Linked DNA regions of Mus musculus: region 1 is linked to region 2. A link is a loop called in an ENCODE intact Hi-C map of the cell type or tissue named here. Cell type or tissue: gastrocnemius. All regions are shown on one strand. Links, peaks and the distances in the headings refer to the core of each region. The heading gives the core; the rest is flanking DNA. Region 1 has its middle 17 kb from the start of Gm19656. Region 2 overlaps Uvrag (UV radiation resistance associated gene).

What was found. Peaks named below come from ENCODE experiments on the same cell type or tissue, not always from the same donor. Only the 100,000 strongest peaks of a DNase experiment are listed, where the experiment ranks them.
Region 1: it touches region 2 in a loop (4-fold over the local background); 31 of 42 quality-filtered maps call a loop at or near these places.

Annotation. Positions count from the first base shown.
Region 1 is chr7:98,735,694-98,752,072 of GRCm38, forward strand. No RefSeq gene overlaps it. Among named protein-coding and RNA genes, the nearest start is that of Gm19656, 17 kb to the left of the region's middle. In gastrocnemius, for the core only: no CTCF peak of the experiment used is centred there; a DNase peak (open chromatin) is centred at 7,848.
Region 2 is chr7:99,075,039-99,083,038 of GRCm38, forward strand. The region is part of intron 5 of Uvrag (UV radiation resistance associated gene); the gene reads right to left. Among named protein-coding and RNA genes, the nearest start is that of Uvrag, 62 kb to the right of the region's middle. In gastrocnemius, for the core only: a CTCF peak has its summit at 4,697 (motif pointing left); a DNase peak (open chromatin) is centred at 4,686; H3K27ac peaks cover 831 bases.

The sequences.
Region 1 (16,379 bases), core at 4,305-12,304, 340 kb before region 2:
GAACCTCGAAAGCCAGTGTGGAGTGGAGCTGTGAAATGGGGTTTTGGTCATTTCTCCCCTGGAAGTTGTTTTGGTGTTATACACAGAAAGTAAGCAACGGAAGCTTTACTGTGCCCCCTGTTAGGATGAGTGACTGTCCTTTACACTGTGCCTTCCTTATACGTGGGGAGCAGAGAAGCCTTGAGTGAACGTGTCTGTTTGACATAGGCAGGGCCATGCCTAGGACCCTAGTGCCGCAGACCCATGGAAGTAGCTCAGCTTCCCAGCCACCTCGGGGTGAGGCTCAGAGGAACGGCAAAGCCTTCTCTGCTCTGAGAGGGAATGCCGACAGTGTGAGCAAGTGCATGTGTTTACAAATGATTGGCCTGTGTGTGCAAAAAACTAGCAACAGCAGCTCCTGGAGGCCTGCATCCTTGGCTGACTTGCAGGCAGACACCTTCTACCCAGATCAGAGAGTCCATCAGAGCACACACAGTCCACCTGACCCCAGCTTTTCTGTAGTCGTGTCTGTTCTTTCTTATTCCCTTGTTGTCCCAGTCTGGTCAAGTCCCAGCCACTCTTACATTTTGGGATTAAATTTATTTTTAAATGTCAGGGCCATACTGCACATGATGGTTTTATGGCTGAAGTGCTTGCATGTCCAGTGTGTACTCAGGCTGGCACACAGCTACATGCATGGACAGGTTGTTGCACTTCTACTGCTTGAATCCATGGTAAGCATCGCTCATGCCAGGAAACAGGACACTGGGGTGATTTTCCAATGCTGGGGATGGGACTCGGGGCCTTATATGGGCTAGGAAGAGATTGACCGCTAAGCTGCCTCCCCAGATGGTAGGTGCTTGATAGGTGCTTCTTCTTGAGGCTGGAGGTGGTTGCTAAGATCCCCAGCATTGTGTGAAGCTGCTCAAAGCAGCTGCCTGTAACTCTAGCTCCAGAGGATACGACGCCCTCTTCTGGTCTCCACGGTCAAACACATTTTTTAAAGGAGTGTTACTTAGAATGTTCTTAACAAATCATAATAAATAAAATTGATAATTTGCTGTTGGTTGCCATTTCTTTAGTTCAAACTAGCCAATCCATAGCATTTGGGAACTTCTGAGTTAAATGATCTGGTGTCCCATTCTTCTGGAGTCCTTGAGCCAGCATCTTCAGCTATGCACCAGCCAAAGGAAAGGAGGCCTGGGCCTGGGACCCCACCCACCCTATCCTAGGGTGGGGAAGAATCTGGCTCACACATCTTTCCAGATGGGGAACTCAGCACTGGAAGCCAGACCAAGGGGCAGTGAGTTAGACAGTTCTGGGTGGGACAGGCCGGGATGAGTCACTTCTCCATCCAGGCTGCTCTGTAGCTGCTTTGAGATACCCTGACTCCCTGTTTCCTCCTGCTCCCATACTCCTACAGCAGGTCTCCACGACACCCACGAACCCCCCGGGACCTCACCACCACATCCTTTCGCCCCACATCTTCTCAGGTCCCAGTCCTATACCTCCCAGACTCAGAGCCCATTCTCTTCTGCATCACCTCTGCTGATACACAGAACATCTTGGCACTTTGCTAGAAGGTTCTGAGAGCTGGTCAAATCCTACAGCCCAGGGGAATGTAGAAGCCCCAGCCACTCAATCAGGCAATTTGTCAAGCATTTTCGTTGTTCCAGAACCATGAGGCAGAGCAAGACTAAGGATTACCCTTCTGATGACTAAGCAGCAAGGGTCATATTGTTCCAGCAGCCTGATGCTCAGTAGCTGCTGATCATTTACATATGGGGCAAAGGAGTGGCTAATCTGCGCTGAAGTCACTGTCCTTAGAAGACTTTAGAGTCTGCTGGCAGTGATGAGACCCAACAAATATCTGCTAGACGGTTGAAACTGGGCACTTGTCGCGGTGAAAAGAGCTGATGCAGGTGTGGGGAGAAAGCATCATTACAGGTTGCAGGGACCACAGAGGCATCAAAAGGCATCCACTTAGTTGGCTTCCAGCATCCTCCACAGCACCCCTGTTGCCACTGAGGAATTGGTCCGTGTTAATGTAAGGCTTCAACTGAAAAGAACTGCCTCGGGCCATTGGTGGCCCCTTGGCTTAGGGGCATGTAGGCATGCAATCTTTTGAGTTCAGTTGTGCACATATAGGTTTTGGAAAGTCTTGAAACCTTGTAACATCCCTTTTCACTCTAAGGGGACAACAGCTTTTAACTTTAAATTATTTAGCTTCCCTCTCCCTCTTCCCCCTCTCTCTGATGTGTGTGCACGTGTGTGTGTGTGTGTGTGTGTGTGTGTGTGTGTGTGTGTGTGTGTGTGTGTGTGTGTGTTTACAGGCCAGAAATCAACCCTGGTGTTATTCTTCAGGTGCTGTCCATCTTGAGATAGCATCTCTCACTGGCACCTGACCTTCACCAATTAAGTTAGGCTGGTCAGTCACTGTGTCTCTGAGATCTGCCCTGTCCCTGCCTCCCCAGCTGCTTCTTGACCTGTCATCCCCTCCCCTTGTTATCTCTACAGCCACCTGTACAGTCTGTGTCTCCCCACTTCTTGGCATAATTGCATCACAACTTTGGCTACCAGAACTCTTTGCAGCAACCGATCGAGGCAACGCTGCTGACAACACAGGCATGTAGTGTTCTGTGATTACTTTTCTGTCCCTGCACAGCAGATGCAGTAGCATCAGTCTCAGCATGTTTCAATGTGCACTGGTGTTTATTGGAAGGCTCTCCCAGCCTCCCAACCCTCCCAGCCCCCCAGCCTCCCAGCCTCCCAGCCTGTATAATCAGGATGAGTTGCTTTCCATCCTAAGTCCTCTGGCCTCCACCATCCTTTTCCTGCTCTCCCAGCCACATTCTTTCTTGGGTGCTGCATTCCTCTCTACTTTGGTTCATGTTCTCATCTCGTCTGAAGCGTGACTCCAGTGGGAATAAGAAGACAACTTGCAAGAGTCCGTTCTCTCCTTCCACCATGTGAGTCCCTGTTGCTAAAATCCTTCCTTGGAGGAAGACATAAACTATGTCTCCCTCCCTCTACGATTCTAATGATGAACAAAAACTTTATTTCACTGAAGCTCATGCTGGGGAACCAATGAGTTTATGGGGCTTATTTCCAGGGCATGCACAGATGAGGAGCTGCTTATAGGAGAGTGGATGACTCCAAAGCAGTCACCCTGATTGTTCCCATAGCAACATATGTGGAGTCTTCTTCCCCTAGAGTTTTGAGCCTATATACTGCAGCAAAAGGTCATGTTCAATTAGGGCTGAATGGCATATAGAGGGCTGGGAAGAATGGCTGGTACTCATAGGATGATCCACTGACCCCACCAACTCTTTCCCAGAGGGAATCTCCACAGGCCAGATTGTGCTGAACTCTCTCACAAGCAAGCACAGCTAATTTAACAAAGATGGAAGCAGTCTGGCTCAAAGGATAGCACCTTTCAGTAGCCTTCCAAAGAATTGAATCAGGCTCAGGCAAGCGCCCTTACCTGGTGAGCCATCCTTGCTGACCTGGGGCGGCTTCCATCATAAGCTCCTGTCTTGTTGACCGTCAGTGTTTCCGACTAGCCTTCCATTGCTCTGGCTATCTGGGCTGAATCCCCTTACATCCTCATTATCCCCTCTCTTCTGGTTTCTCTTCATCATTCTGCTCTGTTTTCCTCCAAACTTTCTTCCAATTGTTCTTCTTAATTCCCCCTTTTTGCTATTTTATATTTAACGCCCAAGAGTTCTTGTTTTGTAGCATCCCATTCTTGTTCAATGACTATAATACCTCGATTTTTAGAGCACTAATTACTCTTTTCTGTTTGAAGCCTGCTTCATGTCGACTCCCTTATCTAGATTCCTTTTTAGTTCTCCCTGGGATTTTGATGTTACTTTGCCTTTTATCCTTTAAAACCTTTGACTCTCCCACTGGGGGTGTCCCCAAGTGCCTGCTCATCTCTGTGCTTGTGTCTAAGAATGGAACACTACAGCACAGGCTTGGTTCTCTGGGAACAGAATAGAGTTGCATGCAGGATCTGGTTGAGGCACTTCAAAGACTGATGAAGAGAAAAGCTCCTGCCTGAGCTCTTGTGTCAATTCCTCCTGGACCATTTGTTGCTATTGTGCAGAGGGGTGGCATGGGAAAACTTGGAATCTACCCCTTCCAACGTTAACACATATTTATTTTTATTTTATGTACGTGAGTGCTTCCCCTGCATGTATGTATGTGTGCTACGTTCATGCGTGGTACCCACGGAGTTCAGAGGAAGGCATCCAATCTCCCGGAATGGAAGTTATAGACACTTATGAACCACCATGTGGGTGCCCAGAACTGAACCCTGATCCTCTGCAAGAACAGAAAGTGCTCTTAACCACTGAGCCACCTCTGCAGCCCAGGAATCTGTTTCTTAAATAGATTTCCATGCAGTCTTTGTGTCGTTAGCTCCTGCCCAGTTCCAGAAGTACCAGCACAGCAGATTCCAGAAGCATCCAAGGGTTTCCAGTGTGCCCTGAACTGCTTTCCTCCCCTTTCTTGCCTGTCTGGGACTCAGCCACCGACCATCCCTGGTCCTATGGGTCTGCTTGCCAATGTTTTGATAAATCCCTTTGTGTTGATTTAATTGATTTCAGAAAAGACCACAGGGCAATTTACCTCACTTCAGTTTTTAAAGGAAAAGCAATAACACAGTCTGTGCAAGGATTATTTACTGCCCGTTTATAAACATCAACAAAGTGTGGCCAGACCTTGGGGGAGGGGTAGGAAACTTTCCACTCCACCTTACCCCACCCCCACCCCCGTGAATGCCCAAGTCCAAATCCACTTCTTGTGATGCCTTCCTGTCTCCCAAGCTCAAACTCCCGGGTGGCCTGACCTGATTGGGCCAACCCAGTGGCAGATGTTACAGTCCCTTGCAGATGTCAGCTCATTTACACATTTCTGAGCTACAGGGCTCAGGAAGTTGATCCACAGACCAAGATCCCACAGCTCTGAGAGAAATTTGAGCTCAGGGCTGTCTCCTCCCTCTAGGCCCTCTGTCATTGCTGACTTTGAGGTACCCTGGAGGAAGAAGTTACACGTTCTGGTGAGAAAATGGCACGTGTACTAAGTCAGCCTAGACCCAGGGAAAGCCTACAGATTTGGGAAGGGGGAGGAGAAGGGGGTGGGTGTGGCTCAGAGGAAGAGGGGGATCTTCATTCCCTGAGATTGGCTCAGGGTGGTGTTACAGGAGGGACTGACTGCTGAGCCTATCACCCACCCTCAGCCTGGCTTCTCTCATAGAGAACCAGCAATGACTGGAATAATAATGAGAGTTGGGGAGAAATTTGCAAGGCACTTTCATCAGATCTCTGATATTACAGGAGCTGGACAGCATCTCTCTTTGAGGCAAGAGGAAACCAGAACGCAGAGGTTAACTTCCCAGCTGCAGAACTCTGCTCCTGGATTCAAACCCTTCCCTTCTAAGCCCAGCCCTTCGCATCCCCACCCTGTCTGGTCTAGTTTTATCATCTCATCAGCCCAGGGAACTTCCTAATGCATTCAACATGTATGTGGAGCATGGGCTGCCTGCTTGTCTTAGTCTCTAGGAGATGGCCTGGAATCTCTGTGTTGGCAACTGTCCCCACACCCCCACACCCCCCCGCCCCCGTGATTACCTTTTCTCTTTCATTATAATTTAGCTTTGAGACGGGGGTCTCATATAGCCCAGGCTGGCCTCTGACTTGTAGATGACCTTAAACTCTTGATCCTCTTGTCTCTACCCCCTGATTGCTAGGATTACAGGACTGTGTCATTATGCCTGCTTTCACCTGGTGCTGGGGATCAAACCCAGGGCCTCATGCATGCTGAGCAAGCAGTTCATGAACTTAGAGCTACTTCCACAGCCTCCACTGCAGCTGGCCTTGGCCTGTAAAGCAATGGGTTCATTGTGACACAATGAACTTCATGTGTGCACCTGTGGTACCTCACTCTTGACTATTTTCTTACGCTCCTCCCCCAGGCTCGTCCCCTCTTCTCTCATGGTCCCCATCTACATTTATGCTGCATTTTCTAGATCCTGGATACAAAAGAAGACACAGTGCTTGTCTTTGCGCTTGGTTATTCTGCATGTCATAATGATTCCCAGGTCCATCGTTTTTCCTGCAGGTACAACTGAACAAGAATAACCCTGTGCTCATCTGCTCACGGTGTCTTCACGCATTCATCTATAAGAGGCCAACCCCAGGATTTGCTTGTTGTTACTAGTGTCACTGTAAACACAGATGTGAAGGAATTTTAATTACATGCTGGCCTTCAGTCCCTTTGAGTGTTTACCCAGGAGAAGCACAGCTGGAGCACATGACAGTTCTTTTTAGTTTTTCCAGGAACCTCCATACTGACTTCCGTAGTGGCTACAATCATTTACAATCCCATCAGCAGTGTATACAGTGGTTCCCAACCTTCCTAACGCTGTGACCCTTTAATACACTCCCTCGTGTTGTGGGGACCCCACCCCTGCCATAAAATATTTCGTTGCTACTCCATAACTGTGATTTTGCTGCTGTTATGAGTCGTTATGTACAGGATATACAGGATATTGACATGTGACTCCTTCTCGACCCACAGGTTGAGAACCTCTGATGTAAGAGCTCCTCTCACCCCATGCCTGTGCTCTTTCTTAGTTGCTTTCTTGATGATAGCTGTCCTGAGGTGAGACGGATTCTCCTTGTAGTTTTGATCTGTATTTTCCTGACAGTTACAGATGCTGAACACGCGTTTGTGTGTGTATTGGCTATCCGTTGTGCTCATCTAAGTGTGAGCTACCCCTCAGCCTACAGCGCTGCCAAAGGCGAAGTGAATAGAGCAGGCCCTTCTCTCTGGCCTTGGGATGCTTCAGTTTCCCAACTGGGAAGTGAGCACAGTAACTGGACTCAAGTGGAAGTGCCTCTGCCCAGCCACCTACACAGAGGAGTGCATACCTGCCTTCCTAAAAGGCTGCCCGCACAATGCCCCCCCCCCACAATCCTCCCCTGCCACCACAAGCAATCATGGTCAGTCAGCACAGGTCAGCATGGCATGTGATGAGGATGGGGGCTCTTCACTTCCAGGTTGAGGATCAGTAAGACTTGGAGGGGGGCTCAGGGTCACCTCCACAATCCACTGAGACGCCCCATCTCCCACTGAGGACAGTGGGGTACCAGGGTGCAAGGTGCTTCCTGAGGTCTTGAATCCTCCACACCCTCTCCTCCAGCCCCTGAAGCAGCCAGTAGATGTTCTTGGGCTTGTAGGGATGTGTGTGTGTGGGGGGGGGGCAGCTTTTCAGTGCACCTTCTGTCCCGACCACCAGAAGCCCTGGTATCCATACTGCACAGTGTGGGGTGTGCAGGCCCAATGGGTGGGTAGGCTTTTTTGAAAACAGTTAAGGAAAGTTTTGAAAGACAAAGAATTCAAAGGGCAGCATATGCAAAGACCAAGAGGTGGCCTCTGACAGATGTGTGTCACTGTGCATCATTGAAATACTGAGTTTGGAGGGCAGCACGCTGGAAAGAGCCGACCAGTTTGTGGCCTTGGAAAAACTACTAGAGAAGCTGGGCTCTCCAGTCTTCACTTGACAAGAATGAGACCCAGTGCCTGGGGCCAAGGTAGCAGCAGTGGGAAATCAGAGAAGGAGTGGGCTTTTCCACATAGACTGGCTGTGGGGCCAGAGAGAATGAACTGAACAGAATGGAGGCTCATCCCTGGAGGAAGCAAGGGGAGGTGATGCTTTCCCACACCGTGTGCTCCTGGAAAGAGCTGATGTGCTCAGAGTCCTCCTAGAGGCCTGGGCTGAGGAGGGGCCAGATGTGCTTCAGTCCACAGGGATTTGGGTCCAAAAGCCTGAACCTGGTGGGCTTTTCCAGATGGGCAGTAGGTGGCGCTGTAGCTCTGTACATGCAGTCTACTGGACTAGGTTACCTGCCCTCACCTGAGGGTGGGTGAGGCCCTCTAACTCCAGAGCCCGTACTTTGAGAAAGGATGGATTGTGGGGACCAGGGGGAGGTGAATGCCCCCACTCCTGAAGCATGAAAGGCCAGTACTTTAAAGCCTCTTGAGGACAGTGGTATGAGCTTGGGGCTGGGCCTCTGGGCTCTTCTGGCCCTAGCTCCTATTTCCCAGATGGGGAAACAAGGTCCAGAGAGGAAGGGGCTGGCCTGAGTTACTGGATAGGTTAGTAGAATAGGAAGGTTCTAGTGTACCAGACAGGGAGCTCCTCTATCACCCAGTCCCTTCCTCCTAAGTCGGTTTGCCACCATCTCTCCATTCCTTTCCTCACCATCTGCCAGGCTAGGACAGAACTTCCTACACACCTCTCCCCCAACTGTAGGTCTTTTCCATAACTGTTAATCAAAGTCCTTCCCCCACCCCCAGGAGGACATTTTTACTATTGATCCAGCCATCAACCTCTTTTGCTAAAATCTTTTCTTGACCAGGTCACCCATAGGTTTTCAGCCTCTCAGGAGGGTCCGTGACAGATACCCACGTCCTCTTAGCATGCAAATCTGCCTAGGTCCCCTGGCCTGGTCATGCTTGTCCCCATGTCTCCCCCCATCACTGATATGCTCACAGCATTGTCCTACAGTCAAACTGCTGCTCAGCACCTGTGACTTAGTGGGGGCTGCCTTGGGTCCTCCTCGGCCTGTGACACACTGTGTACCTGAGTGCCCTACCTGTCTCCTCTGCCAGAGCACTCAGAGCTCTGACATCTAGTTCACCCCCATTCACTGTCACAGGGCTCAGCGCAGCCATGTTGGATGAGCAGCGTCCTAGGAACACCTTGACACCGCCTACCCGGCCAGGCTCTGTGCCCCTGTGTTCCCATGCAGCCTCTGGCAATCTGGTGAGATCAGAATGGAATTATTGTCTTGGCTTTCCTGAAATGAAGACTCACCCCCAGGAGAGCATGATCTCACTGGTACCACAAAGCAATGTGTGATGGAAGTGGGCTCCACACACTGCCAAGTACTGCAAAGCCAGGGAACATGACTGAAGGGATCCGGAGCTCAGTGGGTCATCCTGGGGTTTACAGGGATGGTATGGAGCTCTGGTGGCTAGCCGAGGTTCCTGCAGCAGAGTGCCTTCAAGAGGTGAGGTCTGAGGCTGGAAAGATGGCCCATCAGTTAAGAACTTACATTGTTCTCCTAGAGGACCCAGGTTGGCTTCCCAGCACCCACATTAAGTAGCTCATGACTGCTTTCACCTCGGGAATGACTAGCCCTGTGAACACCTGTACTCACATGTACATAACTACCAGCATGTACCAACATACACAAAATCAGAAATAAAAATAATTTTTAAAAAAGTGAGGTTCTCTCCTTTTCTGTGAGCCCCATTGTTTAGAGGCAGGCAGGCACCTTGGCAGACCCGGGCATTGATGACACTGATAAGGGACCTACAGCCAGCTAGAGGCCAGGGAACTGGCAAGGTCCAGGGGCTGGGATGTTCTTGGTCTGAGATCTTTCCAAGAAGCCCTGCAGTGAGACGACTGGTGCCACAAGGCAAGGAGGGAATTGGTGATTTAGCTGCCCCTGCATAGAACAGGCAGGACACAGCAACAGGCTGGAGCAATTTACTTCTGAGAAGCTCAACACAGGCACAGGAGAGAGTAGAGGCTGCCAGAGTGGACTCAGGCTTCTGGGTCTTGGAATAAGTGATAGGAGGACCCTCAGCTCAGGATGTGACTCTGGTCCTTTAGCTACCAATTAGGAGACTGGTAGTCTGGAGTTTCCCATGGCGACTCTAGGTTCAGTGTCCCTGTAGTCCTGAGCTATGAGAAGCTAGAGGTACGGTGTTGTGGGAAGCCGCCCCCACATTCGCCGTTACAAGATGGCGCTGACAGCTGTGTTCTAAGTGGTAAACAAATAATCTGCGCATGTGCCAAAGGTAGTTCTCCACCCCATGTGCTCTGCCTTCCCCGTGACTACAACTCGGCCATGGGCTGCAGCCAATCAGGGAGTGATACGTCCTAGGCGAAGGATAACTCTCCTTAAGAGGGACGGGGTTTCGCTTTCGTTTTGGGCTTGGGCTTTGGGGGCTTGCTCTCTTGCTCCTAAAGATGTAAACAATAGAGCTCTTGCTCTGCGCTCTGGCGCTCTGGCGCTCTGGCGCTCTGGCGCTCTGGCGCTCTGGCGCTCTGGCTCCTAAAGATGTAAGCAAGGGGCTTGGGGCTTGCACTCTTGCTCCTGAAGATGTAAGCAATAAAGTTTTGCCGCAGAAGATTCTGGTTTGTTGCGTCTTTCCTGGCCGGTCGCGAGAACGCGTGTAAGACGGTGGCCCTCAGTATCTAAAGCTAAAGGGTATGTCCAGACTGTAGCTTGTGGGGTGCATACCTCAAAGACAGCTTTGCGTGCAACCCAACACAACACCATAAAGTTCTTTAAAACATCGAGTTCTTGTGTGTGAACTTCATAGGTGACAGCATCATGTTGCAACATCAAAAGGTTGGACACACCTGGAAGCCCTGGGTGATCTGCAGGAGGAGGAGGCACAGAGAGGGTCCACAGGGAGCCAGGTCAGAAGGCAGGTCTGATTCCTTGCCCCTCTGCTGCTTCCCATTCTCCCAAGCCTGTTACTCGGGCCCTTTCGGGAGCGCCTGTCAGTGTGTCCTTAGTGCAGCGTGGGTCTCAGTGGTAGCTAATCTATCCTCTCCCCAGGGTGAGCGTGTAACCCGTGCTGGGAGCCCTCCTCGAGTGTATCCTCCTCCCTCTAACTGAGCATCTTCAGGGGGATCTATGGAGAAGGACATTGTAGGATTGCTGGGGAAGAGAGATGTCAGTTTGGTGCCACCCAACATAGTGCCCACCTGCTGCCAGCCAGCATCACACCATCTGATGAGGTCATCCTCTCTGGGAGGTTTCCCTGGTGGCTCCCACAAGGCCCTGATCACAGCTTCTTGTTGCAACCAATGGGGCCTAGCTACTTGGAGAGGCAACTACTTAGCTCTCAGGATGGGGGTTCCTCTATCTACCCCCACCCTGCCCTGGAAGGTGGGGCTCTCTGGTCTCTGTTGCCCAGCTGTGGGATATATAAGCAGAGCTCCCTAATTTCCCGATGGGAAAAATCAGAACAACTCTTGGGATGGTGCCCTTGCCAACTTGCCTCAGGTAGCATGAGAGAGAAAGCATCATCTCACCACAGGTGGGAAATCAGGCGGGCCAGTCTTGGCCCTCCCCATAGCCTCTCTGCCTGATTTCTGCTCCTCTGACTCATTTGCTGCCTACCAGGAGATGTGCACGGAGGGCACCGGGATACACATCTATGGAGGTCTTCCCAGCCTTATTGTTAATCTTACTGCTACGCCATGCAGTGTGCGTCTCTTTGTTCTTCTTCATCTATTGAGACCCCAAATTGCCCATTTGTTCCCAGAGAACTGGTCTTTGAATGAACCTTGGAGTTTTGTTCAGTCCCTTCCCCCCAGTTGTCCCTGTATGCTTGTAGAGAAAGAATATTCAGCCATTCTTTCTTCCTAGAATGATTGTGATGGTGGGAGCGACTCATAACAGGGATTTGATTGACAGTTGCTGAATGATGGAGTGAATTGGTCCTGAGGGGCCAGAGCATGAGATGGCCCACCCTTCCCTGTGTTCTTTGCACTTGCCTTCCCTGACATTACAGCGTGCAGCACAGACAGCTGCTGTGATGGAGAAGGAGATGTCCTCACGGCCAGGCCTGAGGGTTCTCATGCTTTCTGTCCACAATTCGCTGGCCTGTCGTTTCTGCCCTTGTCCCCTATCATTGAGATACAGTGTGAGTCTGAGAAAAGAAGGGGTCTTAGGCTCTAGGGGTGCAGGCTAAGTGAACAGTGAGGTAGTATCTCTCTGTGGGTCCCATCCTTCCTTCCTTGTGCTGATATCTCTTTTCGGCAGACTCAGCAGACTCTTCTAGAAAGCCTCTCAGACCAGGAGTCTTTAGTGGGTTGCCTCTGGACTCCCCCAGCCCTGTATGGCTGTTGTCATACAGTTCCATGTTGTCATTGACTAGGTATGTGGTTGTTTCCTCGGCAAACCAGAGTTCCTCTTGCAGTGTCTTGTCAGGTCCTTCTCAGAAAGGTTGTGGGTGGGGGTGGGCATAGCAGGAATGTCTCTCTAGTGTGTGAACCTGTTACCAGCTACACTGGGCAAAACTCTGCCCTACCCGGGTTCCAACTGCCCCACCTATACTCTTGGGACTGGATCTCCCTGTGATCATTTGGAATGGGTGTGCAGGTGGGGATCTGCATATAGGCAGACAGATGGCCATGTTTCTTTCAGCCAGAGCACCCCAGGAAGGGTAGGGGGAGAGGCCTGTCAGGTTGTGTTCAGCCCACATTGCTTCACATGGTCTCATCTTAGCAACCTCTATCTCAGCTCTGATCCCTTGCCCCAGGCCACCGCTTGACTGGCAACCCACTGACATCAGCAAGACCTGCAGGGGGCTGGGTGATGAGACAGTGCCCGCCAGCTATCCACAGGGTTGGAAAGCTGACCATACTCATAGTTTCTTAATTTGTGACACACCTTGCCCACACCCAAGAGAGTAGGCCTCTCCCATTTCATTTGGTTGCTGGGGGAGGGGGGGGACCCACAGAGTGAGCCCGACTGATTCTGAGTACTAAGTACTCAGTACCTCTCTGGAGGAAATGAAATCAAGCTTTAGCTTCAAACCCAGTTCATTTCCACCTGAAGCCCCGCCTAAAGGCATGCATTTGGGTGAGTGAGCAAGTCCCATGGGCCCCAGTTTTTCTTTTTTCAGGACATAGCCACTGTTCAGTGTCCCCAACCATGCTGGCTAAGATTTGTGGGTTCTCAACACAGCTGTCCTCACCACTCCTTTTTCCAATTTGCCAGTGAGGTTCATGGCTAAGGCAGGAGACAAGATACTGAGGCCTGGATCAGGCAGTGAGCATCAGAAAAGGGCCCAATCCCCACTATCAGTCGGTCTGAGGTGCTGCAGGGAACACGTCTGTTTGTCAGTCTGTCCACTTACCCATCTGTCCATCTGTCCAACCATCCATCCATTTATCTAGCTATCCAGATATCTATCCATATGTCCATCTTGCCACCTATCATTTATCCATCTGCCCATCTATTTACCTACTTTCCCATTTATCTATCCATGCATCCATACATCATATGTCTGTCTACCTAACCACCCATCCACATGTCTACTTGTCCACCCATCCATGTATCAATCCATCCATATAGCCACCCACTTTCCCATACATCTATATGCCCCTCTATCTGCATGTTCATTCATCCATCTGTCAATATGTTCATCTATTTATTCATTTATCCACTCATTCATCTGTCCACCCATCCTCTCATCACTCCCTTCATCCACCCACCCATTGTCTCATCCATTCATCCATCCATCCATCCATCCATCCATCCATCCATCCATCCATCTATCCATCCATCCATCCACTCATATGTGTATCTGCACACCCATTCACATATCCATTATCCATACTGATATATTCATCGTATATTCATCTACCATCCATTCACTTATCCATCCATCCACTCATCAGTCCATTATCCATCCATCTACCCACCCTAGCCAGGTTTAGGCTAGATAGGTTTGTAGAGAGACCCCCACAAGGTCCTTCCTTCAAAGATTCACAGTCTCTTAAGATGCTCCCAGCCCCTAGTTCAGACATTTATTTCACAGATGCCTGGGGTTCATTCCTTGGCTTTCCACAGCTTCCTCATTTCAGAAATTTAATCTACATTCCCTACTTCATCCAGTTACCTCTCTTCCATGTTTCTTCAGGTCTGTTAATGACCTCACTACCCATTCAGAGCTGGGCCTAAAATCTTCTCAGATCCCTATCTCCCCTTATCGACCCTGCAGCAACCAAGCCGGCAGTCAAAGCCCGTGGAGGCTGATCCAGTGAGCTTCTGCCATGTCTGGCTCTCCCGACTCTTCCAAACTGTCCCTGTCTGCCATTGCGGTAGGTCCATCTCCTCCTCAGTTAGATGATGATCTGTGGTCAGCATCCATCAGGGACAGCTGCTCCCCTGTGCACAGCCTCTGTGGCAGAGGCTGACATGCAGACTGGATGTTGGGAGCACTCTCAGAATCTCTCCTATACAAGGGAAAGGGGATCAGTCCTGGGCTTGGGGAGACACCGAGCTGTAGTGGCCAGTGAACTCTAGGATGTGGGTGAGACACAGAGTTGTCCCAGTTTGAGGTGAGGGCTGTATCTTCCTTCTCTGGGAGTCAACCAGCTTATCTCACAAGATCATCACGCACAAGTGCTGACAGCCAATGTGCTTCCCTCCTGAAGAGGGGCGGGGAAAGCCCAGCGGAATCCATGCATGGCATAGGTCTCTCCTCACACATGGTGTGTCTTCCCCATTTGGTGTCTTAGTCTGTTCTGTGTTGCTGTAGCAGAATGCTACGGCCTGAGTAATGTGTAATATACAGGGATGGGATTTGGTTCAGAGCTAGGGCAGCCCAAGACTGAGAACACATCCTCTGAGGGCCTTCCTGCTGAGTTATAACATGGTAACTCCTTTCGTATGGAGCACACTCCATATGAATCCACTCAGGAGGGAGGCTCCTTCTGATTGAGTTACTTCACAGTGCTTTGTAGTGGGGTGCTAAGTTCTTTGCATTCAGACTCTGCAGGACACATTCAAACCACAACCTGAGACTAAAATGTAGTTTAGCTGTTAAAGTGCTCGCTTAGCATGCATGAAATCTTGGATCTGACTCCTGGTACTACATAACAGGCTCTGGTGGGCCACACCTACAATCCCACGTAGGAGGATCAAAAGCACCATTACCCAGGGAGTTTGAGACCAGTCTGGGACACTTAAGACGGCAACAGGGAGGGGGCTCTGGGACCTCCTGCTTGGGTTCCACAACCTCAGAACTGCCTTCACTTGGCTCCTGTGGCATCCCTGGCCTCGTGCCCTTCAGAGACGTGGCTGAGAGCCAGCATGTGACGTCAGCACTGTGTTTTAAGGGTAAAGACAGGTGGGGCTGAGCTGAGCTCCGCCATTCCCAGGGCATGGATTAGACAAGCCAAACAGTAAAATAAAACAAAACACCAGCTCCCACACACAGGGCACTGTTTCCTGGGTGCCGTTCTGCAAGCCCGATGCATGTTTCTGGAGTTCTCAGCACTCTCCGACGGCCTGACACTCTTCAGCCCGTCTGAAAGCAAAGGCAGAGTTTCTAAGCACTTCAGTGAAGCGATGGGAACACGGATGAGAGGGAGAGAATCCAAGGTGGAAGTATGGCCTGCCACTTTCCCCCAGAGCCTTGGCAGCCCTAGAGTGAGAGTAGAGAGGAAGTATGTCACTTTATGTCCCCATCCATCCCCCAAGTCCCCCTTACCACTCGCCCATTGGCAGATGTGAATGTGGTCTGAACGTTTGTGCCTGGATTATGCTGAGCCTTGGGTGCTGGGGGAGAAAAGAAAGGGGAAGAAGGACAGAGCAACTGCCCCGCTCCCAACTACCCAGTGGGTCGTGCTAAGAGAACATGGAAGGTTGCATTGTGGGTAGGGAGGTCTGGGTTCTGGGATCCGGCCTGTAAGAGAATTTCCCCATAGGCTTTAAGCAGGGTCAAGGTTCATCACTATGGGCCTCTTCTTGAGATGGGGACCTCGATGGGAGGGGCTGCTTGAATGTTTCCTAACTTGGTGTCTCCGGGGCTGAGTTCTGAAGCCATTTGTCTTGGGAACGCCTAGAGAGCACCAAGTCTCTAAGGGGATTTGTGAGTCACGGAGTCCATACGGCTTTCGTAGCAGCCCATTGCTGAGGGGGAGACTGAGACCTGAGCAAGCCCAAAGAAAGGTCGGTGTGCTCACCACTCTGAGCAGGACAAGGGCTGTGCTCCTTTGTCCTAAGCCAGGCCTCTCCTTTTCCCAAGATCCTTCCCTGAGCTGGAGCTAGAGTCCTCTGTGTTTTCTGAGTTAGGGAGATGGGCACATTGCTGCTTGCTAAGAGAGACTCTGCCTGGGCCCACCATCCCTTGCTTTCCCCAGCCACTGATACAACTGTGGCAAAGCTCAGACCCAGTAGCAGGAGCCAGACAAAAGCTGACAACGTTGGACATCCTGGCTTGCATCTTCACTCCCAGGACTGGGGAGGCAGAGGAAGATGGATCTCTGTAAATTCAAGGCCAGATTGGTCTACGTAGTGAGTTTCAGGACAGCAACTGCTACATAGAAAGAGCCTGTCTCATTAATGATGATGGTGGTGGTGGTGGTAGTGGCAGTAATAATTTGGTGGTATTTCAGTATCTGGGGTTGAGGAGCAGACAACTCAGGAAATCTTCTACCTGCCCTAGGCTTTTGCAGCCGGCAGCCCTTCCTGAGGAGTGCCTGGGATGGGAGGGGGCAGGGACAGGCCCTGCGTGTGTGGGTGTGCTGTGAATACTTGACTTCATGCTTGAGTTTCCAGCTTCTACCCTCA
Region 2 (8,000 bases), core at 1-8,000:
TACTGCCTTGATTTGAAACAACAAAGTACATTAACATTTTAGAAATGGAAAACAACCAAAGCCCACAGTGAAGGAGTGGACACTGGCAGGTTCTATCGTTACTGGTTCAAAGAGAGAGGGGATGACGTGAGACAGCCTGGGCTAAGAGAGGGGTGGGCACTGGTACTATTGGACAAAGGGTCACTGTGGCAGAGGGGAGGAACCTACTCAATTGGGGCCAGGAGGGTGCACCAGTCTCTGAAGCACCTGACCAAAGTCCAGCTGGCCAGGAAGGAGCTATGTGGGGAGACTGGGAGGCTGGGGGGTGAGGGGCTAAAAGGACTGGAGGTGACCTCCTAGCGCCCGGTCAAAAGCTCAGAAGCACCTGTAACTCCAAGCTCTGCAGACTCTAATGCCCCCCCCCCCACACACACACACACACAAACAAATGAAAGTTTTTAAGAAAATCCGGATACAATGGGCTAAGGAGAACAAAAGTCTGGCAGAGCCTGAGGACAGCGTAAGCGATCCCCTGCAGGTTTCCAGCAATGCTGGGCGCACCGTCTTTGAGTGGCAAGTGAACTTTGCACAGCCCAGACTCACCAACCTGGACAGAATAAGAAATCAGATAGGCAAGAAGAAAAATAAAAGACAATAAAACAAAGCTGACGGCTTATCCCACATATGGGGAAGTGTCCTTTCTATGGTTGCAGTAGGCTGGTTACACTATGCGTGAGGAGGGCTACCTGCTGGATCCACAGACAGCCTGGGTCCCATGTGCACATGTGCACGGACACTAATGCGCTTTCAAGTGTTGGCCAAGTTGAAACTGAGTAAAACGGCAAGTGTCTCTGCTAAGCGTCTGCAGGTCTTGGACACCCTCTGCCTGGGCTCTGATGAAGCCCAGATGCTGAACCGTTAAAGAGGGAGGGGGAGACCTCTTCTCAGACACTGAGCTCAGTATGGACACCCTCCTGCCCCCAGTGTGGCCACAGCTTCAGACGTGCCTTTCCTCTCTCGAAACCGTGAGAAGCACTGTGCAGTAAGGACAGCAATGTAAGCGAAGACACGTGAGTCCTGAAATGGGCATTACTGCTTTTTAAGGAGCATTCAAAGCAATAAGGAAGGTTCTTTTAAATTAAGGTTCTTGGGTTTAAAGTAAGAAGTCACAACTATAAACACTCAAGCAGAAAGTAGACTAAGAGTCTTGGTGCTGCTACTTTCAGAAGGACAGGAGGGCCTGCTGGAGTGGCCGCCTCTGGAGTGTGGTGTCCATTTTACAGCAGGGCAGAGCAGAGAGGAGGAACAGAACTCAAGTGGACTGCATTCATTCCTGGAAAAATGTGGCCAGGCAGAAAAAGCACTAGAGCCTGAGACCATACAAGTGAGACAGCGGGCTGGGGAGAACCCTTGGCCAGGGAAATGCCCGCCGGACAAGCATGCTGTCTTGTTCGGTAAAAGCCAGGTAGAGCTGTTATGTGTCTGTAACTGGTTTGGGGTGCTGAGGTAGGTGGATCACTCCAGCCTCACCAGGCCAATGAACTCTGGGTTCAGTGAGAGACTGGGTCCCCGACGATGACGTCAATAATGTAGAGAACAGTAAAGTAAGACACTTGTCACTGACCCCTAGCTTCCATACCTACATATGCACATGGGTATACACAGACACACAAAGACGTGCAAGGCGCACACAGGAGCATATACCTTAGAGGCAGAAAGAGTACATCTAAAATCTCCTATAACCAGGGAGAAGCCAGCAGACATGAGGGAGGAGGAGCCATGAGGGAGAAGCCAGCAGACATGAGGGAGGAGGAGCGGGCAGCAGTGGTGTGGCTAACCATCATCACTGGACGGAGTAAGGGGCCCGGCTTGTGGGGAAGCTTGAATGGCACTGACTTTTCAGAGCTAAGAATGTCTTCATTCCAAATCTAATCTAAAAGAGACTAAGGATTTTAAACAAACAAAAGGCTCAGCTCTGAGTCTGGGGAGGACAAACCTCAGGCTGATGGTGTTTACCTCTGAAGAGTCTAAAGCATCTCTCCGAAGCATCTCTCTTGGCTTCCCACCTCCTGGTGCTACATACAATTCTCAAAAGCTCAAAAAGTATGCTACGAAGACAAGAGCCTCCAAACTCATAACAGGAAACGAGGCCTTCTCCCAGGTTATTTTCTGGCTTCAATGAAGGCGGAGAATGGGGACCACACTGTAGCAGAAGGATTTATAAATATAAATTACAGGATAAGACTATTTTCCAAACATCTGTCAAAAAAGTTAATTTGATCCAAGAAGAAAGGGGAGTGGGAGAGCCAGAGGGAGGCCAAATGCAGTGACTAATGGATGTGACGTCAGTGGGTCTGGGCGGGGTGACGGCTTCAGTTCCCAGCACGTCTCTGCTTTAGCAATACCTCGTCAGCCTAACGAGCCACTGGCCTGAGAGCTCTCCTCCAGCTCTCTGCACTGCTAGTGGACAGTTCTAATTGAATGTGAAACTACAGGCCTGGGACCCACCACCTCAAGTGGGAGGGAATGCAGACACCACGTGGCCCAATTCAGAGATACAAGTTTCTAAGGGAGTCAGACCAGCGCTCAAATGAAAAGCCTGCTGCCTACCTACTGGCTGTGCAATCCTGCGTCCATAGCCTGACGATTTCTTCCCAGGCGCTTTGCCCATCCACTGAAAATGGCCGTGTCGTGGAGTTGCTCCACATTAAATGAATATACGCACTGCATCTACTATAATGTCTGCCATTTAAAGGACTTGGCAATGAGGCTGGCAATGGGAGGTTTTCAAAGGCCCGCCCCTGCCTGATGCAGTAGTGGACCAAGGATGGTTCTGAAACAAGCTCACCGGTGTTTACAAGGTCAGATACCAAGATGTGTTAGAATAACACAGGCAGCAAACAGACAGCCCTGACTATCTATCTGTCCAGCCTGTCTTGTTTACTGGAGACACAAATGATGACTGACTGAGATACATATAAGAACAACTTTGAAAAGTTCTCCACTTTTTCAGGACTGAAGAGATAGCTCAGCAGCTGAGAGCATCTTACTGCTCTTTCAGAAGACCAGGTTCAATTCCCAGCCCCCACACAGTAGCTCATAACCATCTATAACTCAAATTCCAAGTGGTACACTTACATACATACAGGTAAAACATTTATATTCACAAAAAAGAAAAGGTTTTCCAACTGTTTAAAAGTCTGAGCAGAAATGATCTACTGCCCAGCTCGGTGTCAATCAAAGACAGGCTGAACTTAAAAAATCCTAACTTCTAAGTGCTCTGCTGTGTACTACAGGGCAGGATGCTCTCTGCCATCAAGCTAGACCCAGTGCAGGATGACCAAGAGCGAACAGCCACTGTCCAACCTCTCAGTCAGTCTTAGAAGGGCAATTAAATAAAACCTCTTCACTTTTCCAGGTTCTGCGCCACCCCTCACACCTCACCCCACCCCTGTCTACTTCAGTGACTGTAAGGCAAAGAAGATACCACCAGCACCCCTCACAGCTAAGGAAATACAGCACTTTAGAAATCCCCAAAAGAAATGGAAAGGTAAAAAGGATAGCCGCTACCTTTCCCCAGGTTACAGAGCAGAATGAAGAAAGGAGTCTAAAGGGAGGTAGAGCCGCGCTCTGATTCCCATGTCCACCATGCCCTCATCCTAGCACACAGCCCGCTCTTCCTTCCCATGGCGGCTCCCTACTGCATCCCTGGCAGGCGCAGGCGCCTGACCCTGGCATCAGAGACAGGCATTAGGATTGTTGTGTACCCTAAAAAGGGGGACAGACCCTCCAAAAGATTATAACAAGCTGGCCCGGTTGCCCACGGTGGTCTGTCTGTCTGTCCAGAGGCTTCTAAAGTGAAGAACACAAGCGTCAATCCTGCATAGAGATGGGTGAGTCACAGGTATAGAAAGTCAGCTGACCTCTGTGTTTCAAATGCACATAGCCCGAAGCAGACCTGCCCTGCCCTGCCTTCTCTGTGACTGCTGTAAAGATGGGCTGAGATTACTCAGAGAAGTCCTTACAGGCTGACGTATACAGTGGTTCTAGTACACTATCTACAGCTGTGCTGATCATATGTAATTACAGCTGTGCTCAGCTATCATCTACAGCATGGCACTAACTTACATGCAAGCCTGAGAGGCCAGAAGGCTCCTGAGCCTCCGTTTCTTTATTTATGAAATGGAGGCACTGGGCTAGAAAATTCCAATAGTTCATGCTTTTTTTTTCCTTTTTTTCTTTTTTTAAGGCAAGATCTTATGATGAAGCCCATGTTGGCTTTGAGTTTGAGTACCTCCTGCCTTGGCCTCTCAACTTCTGAGACCACAGGTGCATGCAGCCATGCCTGGCTCCCTGGAGCAAACTAGAATTTCTTGACTTTCAAGATGCGGCAGCTAACACTAAGAGGCTAAGTGATTGGTTAATAAGCATTGTCCAAAGCTGGGCTGTAAGTCAGAGCACCTACATTTCAAAGGTGTAGGACCAGGACTCAAAACAGATGGGAAGCTTGCTCTCGTCCCTCTGTCCCTCAGCCATTGTCAGCCTCACCATCTACTCGAGATGACCATTTACGTGATTACATGTGTGAAACTCAGCAAGTTGTGATTTCAATCTGTTTCTTTCATTTGAAAAATGTTGAACATTTTGACTTGAATTCCATTCCTGGTCCAATTTTCTTTTCACTAAAGTGAGAAAGCAGCGCCACCTACTGGATCCCTCTGGACATTGCTTTTGCAGTTTTTGGCATGAAAAGAAAATTCTGCAGTCTAAATTTTTTACAATCTGTCAGATAATTTAAGTGTCCCACCAGGGTAAGTTGTATAAAACTAAATACCACAAGGTTAAGACAGGAGAGTTAGACTGAAGGAGATACCTCCCTCTCAAAATTTTAATTCCCAAGCTATGATAGTCCTAAACAAAGCTGCTACACCAGCATTCTCTGCCCAAGCATGGCAGGCCTGGGCTGGGAGCACCGTGCCAGTACAGTGGTGAGCACTCGAGGTGTGCACACTCTCTGTGGGGTTCAGATCCTACCTAGTGAGCATCATTCCCATTGGTTGCTGAACTCTGCATACATGCCAGCCTCCTCATATACACAACTCTCATGTTTAATTTAACCCCAGCCAGCTGAGGGCTGAGGTACAGTTGGTTTCCTGCACTTACGCATGAGAAACAGAGCCAGTTTTCCCAGGGCCCCCTCAGTAAGCAGCAGTCAACTCAAGGTGAAATCCAGAGCAGCCTGACTCTGAAGCTGGTGTTTCTTATTGACTTCCCAGTTACCCAAGATGGCAGCCAGCAGCCTCCCAGAAGAGCGGTTGCCAAAAAGAAACCCAGGCCAGGGAGCCGACCTGCACACGTTACAGGAAAAGTCCTGAAAGGCTGTAAGCAGACTGCAAAGCCGATTTTATCTCCCAACCTCCTGATCCCATCCAGCAGCCATTCCCCCAGGCACAGCCCTCAAGCTACCAGTGTCTCTGGGGTCTCCAACGTTTGTTCAAAGTTCACCTACATCACTGCAGAACCCATGCAACTCACCATCCAAGATAACCTTTTAATCAACTCAGTGAAGACCGTGGTCTGGAATACATACATACTGCCTTTCCTCTTTAACACACACACACACAGACAAAATGACTGTTCTTCTGTATTTTACATTCTTTAGTCTCACCATTCTTAGTTTAATAGGTATGCAGTAGGTGCTCAATGCTGGGGTAGTGAACAGAGATGAAGGGGAGAGTAGATAAAGATTTAAGTCACTCAAAGACACACTTGCCAAGTCAATGAAACTGTATTACATAAAATTAATATGAAATTTTATTACACCAAGTTAATTAGAATAAAGGAGTCCTCAATGATGCCAGCAGACGATTAAGCAAGGGACTGAACACTGGATCACGAGTCCTGGTGTGTGCTTTTCAAAGACTTCCCCCTACGCACACACACAGTGAGTTGTGCACACCACACTGGAAGGTAGAGTGGACAATGCTGTGGCAGACAGCAAAGGCTGCACCAGGACTCTAGAAACTCTGGTCCAGAATTCATGTTCTTAGAAATGTGCCGTTCTCAAAGCCCTGTAACCTTCAAGATTAAACGTCTCACCGTCACTCACAACTACCTGGGCCACAAATGTGGACACACTGCTGCCGTCTCACTCCATCACATTTAACACTACCATGTGAAACCATGTGGACAAAGCGTTTTTTTTTCCTTAAGTCTTTCCAGCCCTCTATTTCCCTTCGCTAATCAGAAACCTCTAGCAATTACCAGGAATTCTTTAATTCTGAACATGTACACATAGGTGTGCTTTATTTTTTGTTTTTAGATAGAGAGTGTCATGTAGCTCAGGCTGGCCTCAAACTTTCTATGTAGCAGAGGCTAACTTTGAACTCCTTCTTAATCTCCTTGCCTCTATTTGCCACCATGGCTGACTAGAATTCAAGTTTTTCTACTAAATCCTACAGCTGTTTAATATCTGTAACCTCCTGTCAAACAGACAATCTCAATCGACACCACACATCACTTCTGTGACATTTCAACCCCTCTGGGGAAGCAGCCATTGCTGAAGTTCTTCATTCCAGCCACTGAGATCTGATACTTTCAAAGAGCATCCCTTAAAAATGTCACAATGATAATAAAAAATTTTATAAAATTTTGTAAAAGTTTCTCCTCAGCACACCCACAAACTGAAGGCAGACTGGTCAGAGTGGGAAGAGCACATTCTGAGTAACAATAGTCTACTTTGATTTTGTTTATTTGTTTTGTTGTTGTTGTTGTTGTTGTTGTTTCTTTGTGCAACCCTAGCTATCCTGGAACTTGCCCTAGACAAGGCTGGCCTCAAACTCAGAGATGCTCCTGCCTCTGCCTCTCAAGTGCACTGCCACCACCTGATTTGATCTCTTATAACACATAAACTCACTGTGGGATCAATCACTGTCACTGGACTGGACTTGCCTGCGACAGTGTTTCCAGAGACTTAGCTGAGGATGAAAATATCCACTGCCCATTGTGGGCAGCACCACTTCAAGGACTGAGGTCTCCGACTAGATAATAAAAGGGGGGAAGTGTACGCAAGCCGAGCTTCTCACACTCACATCCCTCTCTCTCTGCCTCCTGACTCATTACCTCACTGTGCTGCGGCCATGCCCTCCCCTCCATGATGGAGTGAATCTCCTCAGACCAAGTACCTGCCCCCTCCTAGAGTTGCTTTCTGCCAGGTGCTCTGTCACAGCAAAAGGAAATGTAGCCAGGCCAGTATGGAAGGGTACCGGGAGAGAGGCTGCTGCTGACTACCTGATAGCTTGGCTTTCGGGGCCTTTGGAACTGGGTTATGGTAGGATGTAGAAGAGTTTGGAGCTTTGGATGAAAGAAACTCTACAATGCTAAAATAACTTAATGGGCTGTTCTGATGGGAGTGTGGAAACCATAAGAAGCATGGACAGTGGGGATGATGCTCACAAAATGGACCCCATCAGGACCAGGGTATGTATGGTGTGGTTTCTGCTCACTGCTCTCAGTCAGGTTCGCAGAGCAGAAAGTCTGAGGAACAGCCTCGTCAGATTTACAGTTGGAAGCAAGAAGAGTTCAGTGAAAGCAGCTTGAAGTATTGAAGAGATTAGCACCATTAAAGAGAAACCGTGTGGCTGAAATGAGAGGTGAGGGGTGTGGGGGTGGGGGTGGGGGGTGGGGGGTGGGGGAGGGAGTATAACATCAGGTGGGCTGGACTCTCCACGGGAATAAGCTCAGGGCCAGCACTTGCTCTACTTTCTGACAGTGGATACAATGTAACTGATGCATCCTGATCCTGCAGCCACGCCTTCCTGTCCAGATCAACTGTATCCCTTCAAACTGTGAGCTAAAATAAACCTGCCTCTCTTCAATCTCTCTTCTCAGATATCTCATCACAACAGCCAAAAAGTACTAGTTTATCACGTACTTGCTTTTGTCAGCAGTTAAACCCCTTCTGTCTGGACCATTTACAGTCTACGTTCTCTTACATCGCACATCATCCCTTTCAGGTCATT